2 separate regions of the Mus musculus genome follow, and region 1 is linked to region 2. The links are chromatin loops, found by intact Hi-C in ENCODE. Cell type or tissue: heart. All regions are shown on one strand. Links, peaks and the distances in the headings refer to the core of each region. The heading gives the core; the rest is flanking DNA.

Region 1 (2,911 bases), core at 241-2,740, 110 kb before region 2:
GAAAGGTTAGTGGCCCCCAAGATTTGTAGTGATGGCCATAGCCTGTAATCCCAGCACTCCAGAGGTAACAGCGGGAGGATTGCCATGAATTCAACAGCAGTCAGATCTATACAGTGAGTTCCTATCTGGACAGGACAACATAGTAAAACCCTGACTCAAAATGATGGTGGTGATGGTGGTGGTGGTGGTGATAATGATGAAACATTTGTGGGATAATCTTAAATCTTGCTGTGCATAGTGATCTCAGCTCTCATGGGGATAATGTAGGAAAATCGAGATTTTTGAGACCAGCCTGGGCTAGGGAAAATAGAACCTGCCTCAGAAATAAAATACATAAAAAGAAAAACACGCCAGACAACAGCTGTACAGACCTGTAATCAAGTACTTGGTGGGCAGAGGCAGGAGGATCATGAGTTCAAGGCCATCTTTGGCTGCACAGTAAGTTTGAGACCTGTCTAGGTACATGAGACCCTTTCGTAAAAAAATAAAAGCCGCCACTACCATAGCAACAAGAACTCATTTTAAGTTCTACTTCACATAAAGCTAATTTTGATCACAGAATATGATGTGGGCTTTTCTGCTAACGTGTGTAATAAGGGATATTCATGCAGGTGGTTAATGTTAACTGTAGTGGCATGTTGGGATAATGTTAATTGTGTTAACCATTTGTTGAACAAACAACTAGCTGTCTATAGTTACTGTTCTAATGCTAATAAGAGACACTATGACCAAGGCAATTTATGAGAGGAAACATTTAATTGGGGGGTTGCTTATACTTTCTGAGGGTTACTCCATTATCATCACAGTGGGAGAGAGAGAGAGAGAGACTGAAACTGGGATGCTGAAACCTCAAAGCCCACACCCAGTGACACACCTCCTCTAACAAGGCCACACCTCCTAATCCTTCCCAAACAGTTCATCAGCTGGGGACCTAGCATTCAAATATCTGAGGCTATGGGGCCATTCTCATTCAAACCTCCACAGTATGCATGAGGGACATTCATTCAGGTAGTAAATGTTAGTTAACTGAAACAGCACATTAGGATACATTAGGACAATGTATCCTTTTGCTAACCATGTATTGTATAAAGTTGGGAAGTACATAACTCTATATCTGAGATTTGACCTTTTGATGAGTTTACAGGTACCTGTGCAAGCCTAGTATTGAAATGCATCTTCGAGTTGTCTCCTCCTGTAGCCCCTCCCCTGGCTGGGAAAGCAGACCATACTCTGAGCTGAGCCCGTGGGTGTGGGTGCTTGGTCCACCAGGTGTCTCTAGGCAAAAGGCTCAGCTCGGCTACTCTATGCCTGAGTGTGCTGGGCAAGTGCTGGGAGAAAGCCAGGTGACAGGGATAACTTTGGGGTCTTGCAATGGGTCAAAGGCTGGACAGAGCTGAGGACAGTAGGGAACGGAGTGACACAGGACTCTGAGACAGCTGCTGGGGAGTCTAGGAGGGCTTTCAGGTTAGTACAAGCCTGCAAGCCTCCAGATTCCAGAAGTGGAGGGTGGAGCCCAGTCCGAGGATCTAACAGAAGCTAGGTGATTAGAAAAAGTCGCCAAGGACCGAGCAGGATCTGGGTTCAAATCCCTCCGCACCTCCAACAAAAGTCAGAGAGACCCAGGGCTTGCCTGCAGGGGAGGGGTTGCAGGGACTTGTGTCACAAAAGTGAGGATGAACACCAGGAGGCGGCAGAGCCCAACAAGGCTAGGAACATGCCACGGATGTATTTCGTCCCCTGGCCAGCAGGGTGCGGTGTAAGCTAATCCCACTGTGCCTCCGGCTCCTGAAGATCTGGTCCAGGACTTGGCACCTGCCGCCCACGAAGAGATCTCAGTGATTTCTCCCAACTAGACAGAAGGGCTGTGCCAGATGTCACCCAGCCAGTCTGTGGCCCCAATGTTTTGAGCAGCCAACTTCTCACGATGCCCCAGCAATGACAACAAGCTGCAAAATCTGCCTGTTTCCACAGAGCAACACCCCCACGCTCGCACATATCCCACCACGTTATCTGTAAATCCGGTCGTGGCATCGCTAGAATGACAGACTTCTCGTCTGCCTCTCACCTGCACAGTCAGGAGCCTGGGTCTACTCAGGCCTCGGGTTTGCATCTGAGTCTGGCACTGGCCAGGTTTGTTCTCCCAGAAAGAGCCCACTGTCAGCACAATACACTCTCTGTGGCTAGAGGACCGAGGCCCCGCAGTAGAGGTCCCAGCAGCGCCCTTCCATGGCTCTCCCCACCACACAGAGGGTCACTTCCTCACAGTCGACAGGAGGGCTTCTGAAGGTGATGTAATAGGGTGGACTTGCTGGAGATAAACAACCCCGCGGCCTCTAGATGCCCACCCATCATAGGCACAAGTGAGAGGGTGTGCGGGCTTTCATCCCGAGGCCACCCTGGAATCGCACCTCCCCACTCAGACTCCATGGACCTGTCATGCCCCTGTTGTCCAGCCTATGGCTGCAAGACGGCTCCTCCTGCCTCAACTAACAGCCACTTGCCCCGTGTTTCTGACTTTAAAACTCCCCGAGGAACCACACGAGGCCCTAGAAGACTGACTCCTAACCTCTGCCTCAGCGATTTCTGATTTCTTTCTGCCCCTCCTCTTTGTTGTCCAACCTCAAGGCTGGCTGGGCGGTGACCAAGCCTGGGTGTTCCTTAGCCCTTCCATCACAGACAAATCCGGTCCTTTGGCAAGCTTGATACTATGTTGCTTGCCAAAGACGGTGGCCAAGAGGTTTTTGAACTCAAGAAACTCATGGCCCAGTGTGGGGTACAGGAACCCCCAACCTCAGGCATCTTAGAGGTCTGTGGGCACTGAGAAGGGACCTTCAATTCAATATGGCTTTCCACAGGAGGCTGCTTCTGAAAAAAAAAAAAAAAAAAAAAAAAAAAAAAAAACCAGGGATTT
Region 2 (2,911 bases), core at 221-2,720:
GAACAGTTGAGTTAGAACATAGGCAAGCTCAAGCATTCTTTCTACTACCCAAGGCCAACAGTGTTGATGGCTGAGCAAAATCAAAGTCCTGGCCTCGTTCTTGGTCTAGCTTCTCTGTGTGCAGGAGACGGCTGGATTCCATGGGCTCCTAGGCATCTTCCAGTAGACAGTCAATCACCCTACTGTATTTTTTTTTTTTTTTTTTTTTTTTTTGTGATAGCACATGCCTGACAGTTTTCTTTCCCCTCAGAGGGAATCTGATACCCATCTGCTCAAGTAAATTAGCGTTCCCATCCTGCCTGACTCATTCGGTAGGAACAACAGGTTCACATGCCAATATGAAACAGAAGGCAAAGGGGGCCTGGGAAAGGGGAGAGGGCTCCTCAGCCAAAACGACACATTTTTCAGAATCACATTCACAGAGGACGGTGTGCTTACTGCGAGAAAGACGTCTATCATGGACTCCTAGATTGCTATTTTAACAATGCTCACACGGAGAGTGCTCTCTAAGGAGTCCTCAACGTTTCCTGCTTAATCCTCACAGCAACCTCGGGCCGAAGAATTCATCTCTACTTTTATTTATTTATTTTTTTTTTCCATTTTTTATTAGGTATTTAGCTCATTTACATCATCTCTACTTTTAACAGAAGCACCACCGACGTGGCTCAAGGTTGCCTGGCTAGTGGGTGGTGGATGGAACTAACACCAACTCCGGAGTTCTGGCTCTCCAAACGGCTCTGCCATCAGTGCAGGAGGGAGGCCGGGCAGGGGGTCGTCCCCTCTTCCTTCAAAGATTTGCGGAAACCGAGTCTCCGCGACTTGTTAAAACCAGACCCACTGGGTGCGCGACTGCACGCTCTCTCCTGCATCCCAGGTGAAGGCTAGCAAACCGCAAAATCGCATTCATTCTCTCAGACACTTGCAAAGCCCTGGGGCTGGAGGCGACCGCGGGTGGGTCCGGGGTGGGGGCGGACGGGGGCACAGCTCTCCCGGAGCTCCGGCAGCCGAGGCCCCCCACCTCCCGCAGTGCCCCCAGGCCCGGTCCCCGCACCCCAGCCAAACGCTGGGCCCACGGAGGGACCGAGCGGCCGGTGAGCCTGGAGCATCCGCGGGCTCCCGAGAAGCCTCCTTCCTGCGCCTCTTACCTCAGGGAGCGGCGCTGCCCGGCCGCGGCCGCGACGCCCTGGAAGCCGCAGGGCTGCCGGAGGACTGCGGCGCTCGGCCACAGCGGGGTCCGACTTCGCCGCGAGCCCCGCCCCCGGTGGCTGTCACGTGACGCGGGTGTAGGGCTGGCCTGCGAGCGCGCGCGGCCGTGAGACTGGAAGGAGGGCGGGGCGAGCGGGGCTCGGCGATGGAGGGCGAGCGTGGCCTCCGAAGGGGTGGGAACAGCATCGTGGGCGGGAACTGCCGGAGGCTCCTAGGGGCCTGGAAGCGGGCGGATCCTTCCCATCACCACTATAGCCTAACAGCACCCTGGGCTCCGTGCATATGAGCACATAGGAGCTGGAGTCACCCTGAGCCCAGCTAGAAGTCAGGAAGGACTTGGGGCCATGGGTGGGTTGTGTGGAAAACGTTTGGCACAACGCAAATGATGTGTGTAGTACCTGTTGCACCAACTACTAGTTATGGGCCCAAGAGAACAAAGCGGTGGTGGCTCCTGTTCTGAAATCCACTCTGTGGCGGAGAGGATAAACCGGAAAAGCTGTTTAAGTCCATATGTATTTAAAATTATATGAAGTACATGAAAAGAGCTCTTTGGTTGAAAACTAGGGTTTGAGGAATGTGATGACCTCATGAGAGTAGCTATGTGAAAGAGGCCAGAGAAAGCTCCTGCGCTGAGGGAGACAAGACGACTCCTAAGAAAAAATATTTTTTTTGTAGATTTTTTTTACTTTTATGCGTATTTTATGCACCTGATTTATGTGCACACAGGGGGCCCTGGAAGCCAGAAGAGGGAGCCGGAGCCCTTGGAACTTGAATATAGACAGTTGTGAGCCACCAAGTGGATCCTTTGCAAGAGCAATAAACCTCCTGACTAGTAAGCTGTCTCTCCAACCCTGTATCCCACCATCCCGAGGTCTTAGATAAAAGGGTATTAGAGGTCATCAGTATTTCATAAGCCATGATAAAGGAAGCCATTGAAGGGGGAGAATGCAGGTGTTCGATACTCTGTGCTGAGAAGACAAGAGAAGTAGAGACTGGCCTGAAGTACTGGAAGTGGATATGGGGGCACACACACGGATCTGAGACAGTTTTGCAGTAAAGTCAAATTTGGGGGGGGTGTTGTTTTATGCAGTGGTTAAGGCAAATTCAGGGTCTTGCACATGCTGAGCAAGTGCTACCCCCCTGTACCCCCTGTACCCCCCTACATCCCAGCCTTCAACGATTCATTTGTTTAAACCCCAAACAAAACACCTAGACCCAAACCCAACAATTGAATGCTGACCGAGAGCTGTTCAGCAAGCACACAGATGTAGTGGAAAGGCCATGCTTAGACGTCGCTTACGTTTGGCAAACCGATCGCACGTCTAATCCTTTGAAAAGTGGCCCATTGTATGAAACCAGCAGGCTGAATATGAATTTCAATACCCAATTAAAAGCCTGAGTTCCTGGATTTGTGCTATCAAACATTATTGTTTGTGTTGGCATTTCTCTAAAAAGGTTAGGACATTCAAAGGACAACAATGGGGCCCGTCTAACACAGCATGCTGTCTGTCTTCTTCATCTGTCCAAAGGTGCCACGGGGGCGGGGGGATTTTATTTCTTGTATAAACATTTAAACGTCAAGACAGTGGCGTTTTATTTAAGATTTACTTATTTTTATTTTATGCGTAAGTGTGCTTTGGCTACATGCATGTCTGTGCACAAGAACAGTATTTGTAAGCGACTGGTTGCTCCTCTCTTCTTACCC

Evidence for each region. Peaks named below come from ENCODE experiments on the same cell type or tissue, not always from the same donor. Only the 100,000 strongest peaks of a DNase experiment are listed, where the experiment ranks them.
Region 1: it touches region 2 in a loop (3.0-fold over the local background); 2 of 42 quality-filtered maps call a loop at or near these places.

What each region holds. Positions count from the first base shown.
Region 1 is chr4:44,971,877-44,974,787 of GRCm38, forward strand. The region is part of intron 1 of Gm12679 (a long non-coding RNA gene); the gene reads right to left. Among named protein-coding and RNA genes, the nearest start is that of Gm12679, 5.3 kb to the right of the region's middle. In heart, for the core only: a CTCF peak has its summit at 1,715 (motif pointing right); a DNase peak (open chromatin) is centred at 1,745; H3K4me3 peaks cover 531 bases; H3K27ac peaks cover 404 bases.
Region 2 is chr4:45,083,345-45,086,255 of GRCm38, forward strand. It overlaps Fbxo10 (F-box protein 10), which reads right to left and starts at 1,260. Exons shown (of 11, transcript NM_001024142.1): 1 at 1,146-1,260. In heart, for the core only: no CTCF peak of the experiment used is centred there; a DNase peak (open chromatin) is centred at 1,327; H3K4me3 peaks cover 1,561 bases; H3K27ac peaks cover 1,745 bases.